Regions from separate parts of the Homo sapiens genome. Here region 1 is linked to region 2. The links are chromatin contacts, found by Hi-C or POLR2A ChIA-PET in ENCODE. All regions are on one chromosome and are shown on one strand. The core of a region is the stretch at or near the end of the contact, and the rest is flanking DNA. Distances in the headings are between cores, read along the strand shown. Region 1 overlaps GCLC-AS1 (GCLC antisense RNA 1). Region 2 has its middle 23 kb from the start of GCM1.

Region 1 (5,720 bases), core at 2,765-5,264, 290 kb after region 2:
CAAAGTGGGGCAGGTAAGGGGAGATAAGAGATCTGTTTAGGTTTACTGCCTTAAGTAAAACGTAAGTCTATTGCACAGTATTTCTATCAGGTTAGCCTTAACAGGCCTTTCATACATTGCCTTCACATAGCACTAAAGCTGGTTAGGAACAAAACTGTTCTCCAGGATTTCATGCACCTGAATCATTGCCTTTCCTACCACCCTCGTACTTAGTCTCTTTCAGAAATCTTACTCTTTGTCTCATCATTTTTCCCCACTTTGAGTTAGATGTGGATTCACATCCTGACTCTACCTATCCATGTGACCTGAGTGAACCCCAGTGTCATCAGCTGGAACATGGGAACAATACAATACCTACCTTCTAAAGTTAATGTGAGGATGAAATGAGATAATGCATGAACAAGAAGTGCATTACAAGGGGCTCCTTAAATGGTTCTTTCATTTCCTCTCTGGCTCTACCTACTTCTCTTCCTTTCTAGCATCGGTTAGGTCATCCTTCTGTAGAGACCGTGGGCAAAGAGACAAAGGCATCAGGCCTCCTGGATGCCTCCTCCATCCCAGCCTGGCTCCCTATTTGTCTAAGAGAAGGAAACCAAGCCAAGGCACAAAGGCACAGAAGCAAGCATTGGCTGGGCACCTGAAGTTGGTCATATAGAGGAGAAAAGATTTTCAGCTTCCCCTTAAGGCCTACCCTAATGTAGCGTTAACCTAAGCCTTTAAATGTACCTCCCATCATCCCCACCATGTACCTTGACAATTTTCTGACCCAGGAACAGATATCTACCCCATTCCACTCTACCTCTCTCTCTGGCCCCACACTGTGCTTTTGCTATTGTGATTTCCTCTGCATAGAGCTCTGTTTACTCACTTCTCCTTTGAAAGTGCACAACTTGGTGAAACACACCTTTCCTGAGAAGCCTGTCTGCCCATTTATCAACCCTTCTTACACTGCCACAAGTCAAGGAATGCCAAGGATTGCCAGCAACCACCAGAAACTAGAAGGAGCAAGGAAGAATTTTTCCATAGAGCATTCAGCAGGAGCATGGCCCTGCTAACACCTTGATTTTGGACTTCTAACTGCTGGAACTGTGAGAGAATAAATTTCTGTTGCTTTAGGCTACCCAGCTTATTATATTATATTTCATTACAGCAGATCCAGGAAACTAACACAACCAGGAAAAGCTGAAACTTATTGATTACTGGCTTAAACAGTCCTCTTCCTATTTCAAAGTCTATTCACCTTTTGGGATACCAGTTACAAACTTACCTATTTCTCTTACTCTGAGCCCCCAGTGGATTGGCAAGTCAGAAGTTATTGAAGGAAGGTAGAGCAAGATGGTTGGATAGGAGCTGCCACCAATTGTCCTCCCCACAGGAATACCAAATTGAACACATATCCACATAAAAAGCACCTTCATAAGAACCAAAATTCAGATGAGAGATTGCAGTACTTTCAAATTCATTTTACAATGTTAATATTTCCCTGATACCAAAACCAGACAAACACACTGAAAAAAAAAAGCAACCTATAGGTCAATATCCCTAATGAACATTAATGCAAAAACCCTCAACCAAATACTAGCAAACCAAATTCAAATATACATTAAAAAGATAATTCATCATGACCAAGTGGGATTTATTCCAGAAATACAAGGATGTTTCAACATATGCAAATTAATCAATGTGATATATATCCTATCATTAGAATGAAGGACAAAAATGATCATTTCAATTGATGCTGAAAAAACATTTGATAAAATTCAACATCCTTTCATAATAAAAACCCTCAGAAAACTAGGTATTCAAGGAACATACTACAACACAGTAAGAGCCATATATGACAGACCCACAGCTAATATCATGCTGAACGGGGAAAAACTTACAGCCTTTCCTTTAAGACCTGAAATATGACAAGGATGCTCATTTTCACCACCGTTATTCAACATAGTACTGGAAGTCCTAGCTGGAGTAATCAGACTAGAGAAAGAAATAAAGGTATCCAAATTGGAAAGGAAAAAGGCAAATTATCCTTCTTTGCAGGTGATAGGATCTCATATTTGGGAAAACCTAAAAACTCCACGCAAAAACTGTTAGAACTGATAAACAAATTCAGTAAGGTTGGAGGATACAAAATCAACATACATAAATCAGTAGCATGTCTATATGCCAACAGTAAACAATCTGAAAAAGAAATCAAGAAAGTAATCTTATTTATAGTAGCTACAAATAATATAAAATACCTAGGGATAAACTTAACAAAAGAAGTCAAAGATCTCTGCAATGAAAACTATAAAACACTGATGCAAGAAACTGAAGAAGACACAAAAAATGAAAAGATATTTGGTGTTCATGGCTTGGAAGAATCAGTATTGTTAAAATGTCCATGCAAGGGCTGGGCATGGTGGCTCATGCCTGTAATACCAGCATTTTGGGAGGCCTAGGTAGGAGGATCGCTTGAGGCCAAGAGTTTGAGGCCAGCCTGGCCAACATGCGAAAACTCTGTCTCTACTATAAAAAAGTACAAAATTAGCCAGGCATGGTGGCACATGCCTATAGTCTCCAGCTACTCAGGAGACTAAGCCATGAGAATTTCTTGAATCCCGAAGGCGGGGGTTGCAGTGAGCTGAGATTGCTGCTCCACTGCACTCCAGCCTGGGTGACAGAGCAAGACTCTGTTTAAATAAAATAAAAATAAAAATAAAATGTCCATACTACCCAAAGCAACCTACACATTCAGTATAACCTCTATCAAAATACTAATGACATTCTTCACAGGAATAGAAAAAAAAATCCTAAAATTGATATAGAACCACAAAAGACCCCAAATAGCCAAAGCTATCCTGAGCAAAAAGAATGAAACTGGAGGAATCACATTACCTGACTTCAAATTACACTACAGAGATATAGTAACCAAAGCAGCATGGTACAGGCATATAAACAGACATATAGGATGACTACAGTCAACAATAATTTATTGCACATTTAAAAATCACTAGAAGAATATTATTAGATTGTTTGTAACACAAAGAAAGGATAAATGCATAGGGTGATGGATACTCTACTTGCCCTGATATGATTATTATGCATTGTATGCCTATATCAAAATATCTTATACATTCCATAAATATATACACCTACTATGAACCCACAAAAATTAAAAGTTGAAAAATGAAAAAAAAAACCTTTCTCTTGTTTTTCTAAAACTCTAACTGGATACCCTGCATTTTTCTTTGCTAAATTTGGTAACCCTAATTGGGAAATATGTTGCAAAAGGCAAAGATGGGGAAATACACTATATTCATTTGAAGTATGCTGGGGGGGTAGACTATGAAAGTGAATGCAATTTTTTGACACTCTCCTGAGAGAACTGCCACAACTTTCATTACTAGTATTCACTTCTTCCACCATGGGATTGTCACTCATTAGAGACATGTAGTTGCTGTGCCCCTTAAGGAAGCCCCTTATGGCTGAAAGCAGGTGGTTCCAAAGCCTGTCCTACACTTGCTTCTCCCTCACATCTTATGAGCCAGACCACTAGATCCCACAGAAGAAAAGGATCAGGGAGGTAATTTTTCTACAGAAAAGCACTGGATTCGCATAAGTGATATATCAAGCTTCTAATGTCCTTTTTATCTTTTATTTGAATAATCATTTGTATAACTTTCCCATCTGTGTGTACATTTTAAACAAATGAAGCAGCTTCCTCTCACTAACATGTTTTCTCTTCCTTAAAATGACATCCTCTTCTAATTTACTCAACCCTAAAAACCCCCTCTTCAAATACATTTTCTCTGTTGGTTTCATGCATCTCAGAGAAAGGAAAAAAGGGTTCATTTTAGTAAATAAGCCCTGGCTTTAAAAATGCTCTTACCATTTCACACTCCAGAAAATAAGGAGATGAACACACACACACACACACACACAAACTAATTAGAATTAACTAAATTTTATAATATATTAAGTAATAAAATTACAATGCAAAACCATTGCAGCGTCCTTTTGATTGCTCTGAACTCCACCCCTCCCTGTCAAACAATAGAAAGGGGAAAGTGCTTTAAACTCTCACTAGGGTGGGGCTGCTGCCTGCCGCCTGCTCTCCGAACTGTCTTGCAGCTGGAGAAGAGCAGCCAAAGCTCCTGCAGACTTCATGTTGGAACTTCACACATTCATTCCAACAAAGAACACAGCACGTAGCAGGAGAACATACTGCGCTTATTCTTCTTAGTATAAGGGCAGATAACCTCTCTATTTTTATCTTTACCTTCATTGAAACAAAAACAAGTAAATGGAAGAGCAGACGCCTCTTCATAAAGCTAGTCATTGTCCTATTCCTCTGTTCTATTCACTCTCAAACGATTCCATTGGGGACCCCTGAGCTGTGAAGAAGGACAGGGCCCTGCCTCCACTTTTTCATCTTTCTCCTTAACTCGGGGAAGTCTGGCTTTTACTTCCAACCGCTCAACTGACACTGTCTTTCAAAGTTTACCAATATCTAGGGTGGCCAAATGGGGATGCTTCTGAGGGTGAAAAAAAGATGCTACTAATAATTATCCTGGGACAACAGGCGTAAATGCAAACAGTCTCATCAAGAACCTCCCATCTGTATCCAAACCTCTCTTCCCAGCATCTTTCTGGAGCTTCCACAGCATTTAACACGGTCCCCATCCCTGCTTTTTGGAATCTTTGTTTCCACTAATCTTTAACACTTCAACTGTCCTTCTTTACTCGAAGGCCAGCTCAGAGCTTCTTTGCTGGTTCCTATCTCCTCCATTGATTGAAAAAGTTCCCAGATTGATTGCTTGGTTCTCCTGTTTGTCTCTAGATTTCTCCTCACAGACCTGCATTCTCATGACTTCAGCTCTCCCTGCATCATGACTCCCAAGTCATTTCAAAGTGAAATTATTGTCCAGGTCGGTGGCTTATGCCTGTAATCCCAGAACTTTGGGAGGCTGAGGCCAGCAGATCACTTGAGCTCAGGAGTTTGAGACCAGCCTGGGCAGCATAGCCAGAACTTGTCTCTGGTAAAACAAACAAACAAAGAAATAAACAAAAACGAAATTATTAGGAACTCTAAGACAGCAACAGCAGATTATTAAATCCCAAACCTGGGCCTCCTTCTGATCACAGAGCCCTGCACCTGGCCACATGCCCATGTAACCGACTCTGCCATTAGTTAAATGACTAAATAAGTATATAGTACATTCTTTCAAAAAGCAGTAAAAGGAAATAAGAAAATGGCATAAAAGAGAGAGAAAGTAGGCCAGACATAGTGGCTCACACCTGTAATCCCAGCACTTTGGGAGGCCAAGGCAGGCAGATCACGAGGTCAGGAGTTCGAGACCAGCCTGGCCAACATAGTGAAACCCCATCTCTACTAAAAACACACACAAAAAAATTAGCCAAGTGTGGTGGCACATGCCTATAGTCCCAGCTATTCTGGAGGCTGAGGTGGGAGGATCGCTTGAACCCAGGAGGCAAAGGTTGCAGTGAGCCGAGATCGCGCCATTGCACTCCAGCCTGGGTGACAGAGTGAGACTCTGTCTCAAAAACAATAAAAATAAAAATAAAAAAATAAAAAGGGAGAAAGAGAAAGGAGTAGGGTGAAGCAAAGGGGTTTCAGGGTCTGGGATTACAGAGGGGAGGGGTCTTGAAAGGAAGAGTCCTTGAAAAGACTGGTTGGTGGGAAAAGGCCTAAGGCAGGCGCTCAGGTAAAGGGTCTA
Region 2 (5,300 bases), core at 2,478-4,977:
CTCCACCGCCCCCACACACCCTCACACTGCTCCCCCTTCCCACAACACATACTCCCTTAGTTCTGTTTCCCTGTAGAACTCTGACCAGTACAGAAGTACATATAGGAAAAAAATGGAAAGCAAAGCTTTGTGAATATAGAAAATATTATTGCTGGGCATTGTGGCTCATGCCTGTAATCTTAGCACTGTGGGAGGGTACGGCTGGTGGATTGCTTGACCCCAGGAGTTTGAGACCTGTGCAACATAGTGACACCCCTGTCTCTACAAAAAATACAAAACTTGGCTAGGTGCAGTGGCTCATGCCTGTAATCCCAGCACTTTCGGAGGCCAAGGCGGGTGGATCACCTGAGATGAGGAGTTCGAGACCATCATGGACAACATGGTAAAACTCCATCTCTACTAAAAATACAAAAATTAGCTGGGCATGGTGGTGCATGCCTATAATCCCAGCACTTCGGGAGGCCGAGGCGGGTGGATCACCTGAGGTCAGTTCAAGACCAGTCTGGCCAACATGGCAAAACCCTGTCTCTACTAAAAAATACAAAAGTTAGCCGGGTGTGGTGGTGGATGCCTATAATCCCAGCTACTTGGGAGGCTGAGGCAGGAAGAATTGCTTGAACCCACAAGGCGGAGGTTGCAGTGAGCTGAGATTGCACCACTGCACTCCAGCCTAGGCAACAGAGTGAGACTCCATTAAAAAAAACAAAAACAAAAACAGAAAAAAATACAAAACAGTGTAGGGCATGGTGATGCATGCCTGTAGTCCCAGCTACTTGGGAGACTGGGGTGGGAGGATCACCTGAGCCTAGGATGTTGTGCCTGGGCAACAGAGTAAGACTCTTATCTCACAAAAAAAAAAAAAAAAAAAAAAAAAAAAAAAAGAGAGAGAGAGAGAAAGAAGAAAAGAAAGGAAGGAGGGAAGGAAGATCATTGCTCAATGTGTGTCAGAGAGTCACAAAATTAAATTAATTATGGATACATTGAAAAGCAGGTAAATGAAAAAATGAGGCAATTATTAATTCCAGGAAAAACAAAGAATCATATCTTAGCAATGAACAATATTTGTCAAAGTAGTGTAAATGCCAACCACTAACTAACGAAAATATTTATGTAATTACCTTGGGAGGGGCAAATGAATCAGTAAAGTCTAAAACTAACAAATTGAGAAACACAACATGAGCATATTATTCAGAAACACGGAGATAAATGCTTAGGGAAATTCCTAAAAGAGATAAGGATAATTTTCTGTGGGTGTAGGGCTATGAGATAAGAAAAGGCAGTTAGCTGGCCAGGCGTGGTGGCTTATGCCTGTAATCCCAGCACTTTGGGAGGCCGAGGCAGGAGGATCACCTGAGGTCAGGAGTTCGAGACCAGCCTAGTCAACATGGTGAAACCTCATCTCTACTAAAAATACAAAAAATAGCTGGGTGTGGTGGTGCATGCCTGTAATCCCAGCTACTCGGGAGGCTGAGGCAAGAGAATCACTTGAGCCTGGGAGGCAGAGATTGCAGTGAGCCAAGATCACGCCATTGTACTCCAGCCTGGGCAAGAAGAGTGAAACTCCATCTCAAAAAAAAAAAAAAAAAGAAAAAGAAAAAAAAAGAAAAGGCAGTTAGCTATCTGCAGTTTTTCATGACAAGCCTTTTTCACTACTCGAATTTACATGCAGGTATTGCTTTGATAAAAAAAAAAAAATAACTGAAAAATATTTGCCCACTTGTAGCTCTGTCTCTTTTGGGCTGTAGTGTCAGGTAACTAATTTGATATATTAGCAAAGTAAAGCCTGATATATTGTCTAGCCCTATCAGATAATTTACTTAATTTTTCTTTTCTTTTTCTTTTTTCTTTTTGAAACGGAGTCTCGCTCTGTCGCCCAGGCTGGAGTGCAAAGGTACGATCTCGGCACACTGCAACCTCTGCCTCCCGAGTTCAAGTGATTCTCCTGCCTCAGCCTCCTGAGTAGCTGGGATTACAGGGGCCTCCTACTACGCCTGGCTAAGTTTTGTATTTTTGGTAGAGACAGGGTTTTACCATGTTAGTCAGGCTGGTCTCGAACTCCTGACCTCAGGTGATCCGCCCACCTCCGCTTCCTAAAGTGCTGGGATTACAGGCGTGAGCCACTGCGCCCGGCCAATTTACTTGATTTTTCAAGGGCTCCAATACTTCTATGCTAAAACGACTAATAGTAAAAATTTTAATCAACACAGGAAATTAGTGTGAAGAGTGGGGAATATTTGAGGTTTCCGAAACCAAATCACTGGGCAATGCATACATTATCCAGAGCCTAGAGCATCATGGATTCTCAATTAACATCTAATGGGATGTGTGACAGAAGAGCACAAAACTCATTACCCTGAGTGTGGTACCCTATCTACGGGATAGGATATTGGGGGCAGTGTGGACCCTTGCATCTAAAATATTTCCTGCATTTGTATTCCACAGATGCTTGAAATTCAATGATAATTTCATTTCATTGGTCCTCAAGGGTTTTTTGATATTTAGAGTTGTCTGCTAAGATGGGAAATTTCTCAGGAAAGGAACACCCCTTAGAAGGGGGTAATTTGCTTGTTACTGAGAATAAGAAGTGAACCAGGTATGGCAGCTGTGCCCATAATCCAAGTCACTTGGGAAACTGAAGCGGGAGGATAGCTTGAGCTCAAGAGTTTAAGTCCAGCCTAGGCAACATGGCAAGGCCCCCGTCTCTAAAAAAATAAAATAAAATAAGAGAAAAGAAATTTCTATTAAAAACTTATTTTAAAAATAAGTAAAATAGAATAAGAATGGAAAAGTGAAGGGTAGGCAAGGGCAGAGGTAATGGCCACACAGGACTAGCCTTCGGCTTGGTCATCTTTTCTACCAGTCACCAATCCAGGGCACCGAGAAAGTCCAGCAGCGCCTGAGCCTGCTGCACTTGCAGTAGCAGGGACTGGCCGGGAGATGGCAGCCCTGTCCCAGGTCGGGTGGTGCCTCAGCCGCAGTTCCTGTCACGGCCATCGGGAGGCAGTGCAGGAACACTCACTGATGTGTAGCAACTCAGCCTAAAAAGCAGTTTTTATTATAATACATTGCTGCTGTGATAAGCACTCAGCAAATATTTGTTTGAGTGAGTTGACTCTATGTCAGTCATTAAGATCACTCTCTTGAATGCACCCTCAACACCTTTGCAGGTACCACAATCCTGGGTCATCACTTTAAACCCATGTCCGTGAATGTTACCCTGTATCCCCGCCGTCCGTTCATTCTCACACTGTTTCACACTTGCAACTCACTCAGCTAAGCTCCGACACCTCACTCTGCTCATGGCCTTGCTTTCCAGTTCACTGAGAAAACGAAGCAGATAGACGGAACTTCACAGCGCCCTACCACGACCACAGGTCGGCCTTCCTGCCAGCGAAGGTAGGTGAACTGTCCTGGCTCCTAAGGGCAACCCTTCCCGTGCCCTAGGTAAAATCCCTTCTCACTTCCACGGAAACATGACTCCAGAAAATTTTCACGACCTTTTCCCCCACGTCATCAATTTTCCTTTCTCTACTAGCTTATTCCTATTAGCACAGAAACCTGCTGTTATCTATCCCATCATTATTTATCATTCCTCTTGGGCCCCAATTTTCTATCAGCTATGACCCTATTTCTGTTCTTTTTTCCAGTAATTCCTGGGGTTTTCCATACTTACTGATATTCACCAACTCCAAAGCCTTCCCTGCTATTCTCGGCTACACCCACTGTAATCAGCTTTTGCTCAGACCGTTCCAAAGGAACTTCTCTTGACCTCTGCATCACTTACATCCATTAGTCAACCCTGTCCTCATCTTCACTTTATCTATAAACAGCACTTGATTGCTAGCTCCTCACTTCACCGATCCTCAGGGCACCATCAACTGGCTTCTCCTCCCCTCTTAGTTCTTTGTGGAGTCTGCCTTTTCTCCCCAATCTATCCTTACCAAGTTGTCTAAGGCATGGTCCTTGCACTTATTTATACCTCTGGCTCAGACAGAAGTCTGAGCTCCATACTCAGCTCAGACAGAAGTCTGAGCCCCATACTCAGCTCAGACAGAAGTCTGAGCCCCTGAGCTCCATACTCTGATACCTAACTGTTCAACTTCTCTGCATGACCATTTAATCGGCCCCCATACTGTTATCCTCATATTCCCCTGCTCTGCCCACAGTCTTCCTGTCTCAGTTAATGGCTACCCATCCTTCCAGGCTCTCAGGCCAAAATCACTGCAGGCATCAGTGACCACTTTATTTCTCTCACACTCCATATCAGCTCCCTCAGGAAATCCTGCTGGCTGTACCTTTAAAATATATTGGGATTCAAGCCGGGTGTGGTGGCTCATGCCTGTAATCCCAGCACTTTGGGAGGCTGAAACAGGTGGATCACTTGAGGTCAGGAGTTTGAGACCTGCCTGACCAATATGGTGAATCCCCGTCTCTGCTAAAAATACAAAAATTAGGCTGGGCATGGTGGCTCATGCCTGTAATCCCAGCATTTGGGGAGTGTGAGGTGGGTGGATCACCTGAGGTCAGGAGTTTGAGACCAGCTCGACCAATATGATGAAACCCCGTCTCTACTAAAACTATAAAAATTAGCCAGGTGTGGTGGCATGCACTTGTAGTCTCAGCTACTCAGGAGGCCGAGACAGGAGAATTGCTTGAACCCAGGATGCAGAGGTTGCAGTGAGCTGAGATCACGCTTCTGCACTCCAGCCTGGGTGACAGAGCGAGATTCCATCTCAAAAAAAAAAAAAAAAAAAAAGAAAAGAAAAGAAAAAAAATACATATATATGGATTCTTACCATGTCTCACCACCTCCACCCACTACCACTCTGAGGTAAGCCATCAATATGTCTCCCCTGGATTACTCAATAGCCTCCTAGGTGGTCTTCCTACATCTCCTCCAATTTGTTGTCAATTGAGCACCCAGAGTGACCTCTTTTAAAAAGGCCAGACCATGTCACTCCTTTGCTCAAAACTATCTATGGGCTCCCCACATTAGTCAGAATAAAAGCCAAAATCCTTGAAAGACATGCAAGATTCTAGACCAACAAAGTCCAATCAAAACAGGGCATTTTACATTTCCCAGGAGTCACCATGGAAAAGTAAAAATAAACAGATGAAATGAATTGTAATAATATATTCATTTAACCCAATATCACTAAAACATTATTTTGACATGGAATCAAAATTAAAATTGAGAAAAATTACAACTAATTCTCATTCAAAGTCTTTGAAACATGATGTATTATTTAATCATGCAGCCAGGCTAGGCGCAGTGGCTCACACCTGTAATCTTAGCACTT

Evidence for each region. Hi-C counts contacts between places; a loop is a spot of excess contacts on that map. ChIA-PET counts read pairs that join two places held with the same protein, here RNA polymerase II (POLR2A). Pooled maps may share reads with other maps.
Region 1: a loop to region 2 is called in a pooled map, with 2.7 times the contacts of the local background. The contact joins two enhancer-like sites. A Hi-C loop is called at or near these places in 8 of 168 maps with a recorded cell type or tissue (GM13977, GM18951, GM23248 and 5 more) and 5 of 50 pooled maps. POLR2A ChIA-PET finds 5 or more read pairs at or near these places in 4 of 52 experiments (A673, GM12878, MCF 10A and 1 more).

What each region holds. Positions count from the first base shown.
Region 1 is chr6:53,457,822-53,463,541 of GRCh38, forward strand. All of the region lies in intron 2 of GCLC-AS1 (GCLC antisense RNA 1), which reads left to right. Among named protein-coding and RNA genes, the nearest start is that of GCLC-AS1, 29 kb to the left of the region's middle. Within about 2 kb of position 4,015, at least 3 of the 41 ENCODE cell types and tissues checked have a DNase peak (open chromatin) inside an H3K27ac peak, as active enhancers do.
Region 2 is chr6:53,169,089-53,174,388 of GRCh38, forward strand. No RefSeq gene overlaps it. Among named protein-coding and RNA genes, the nearest start is that of GCM1, 23 kb to the left of the region's middle. Within about 2 kb of position 3,728, at least 2 of the 41 ENCODE cell types and tissues checked have a DNase peak (open chromatin) inside an H3K27ac peak, as active enhancers do.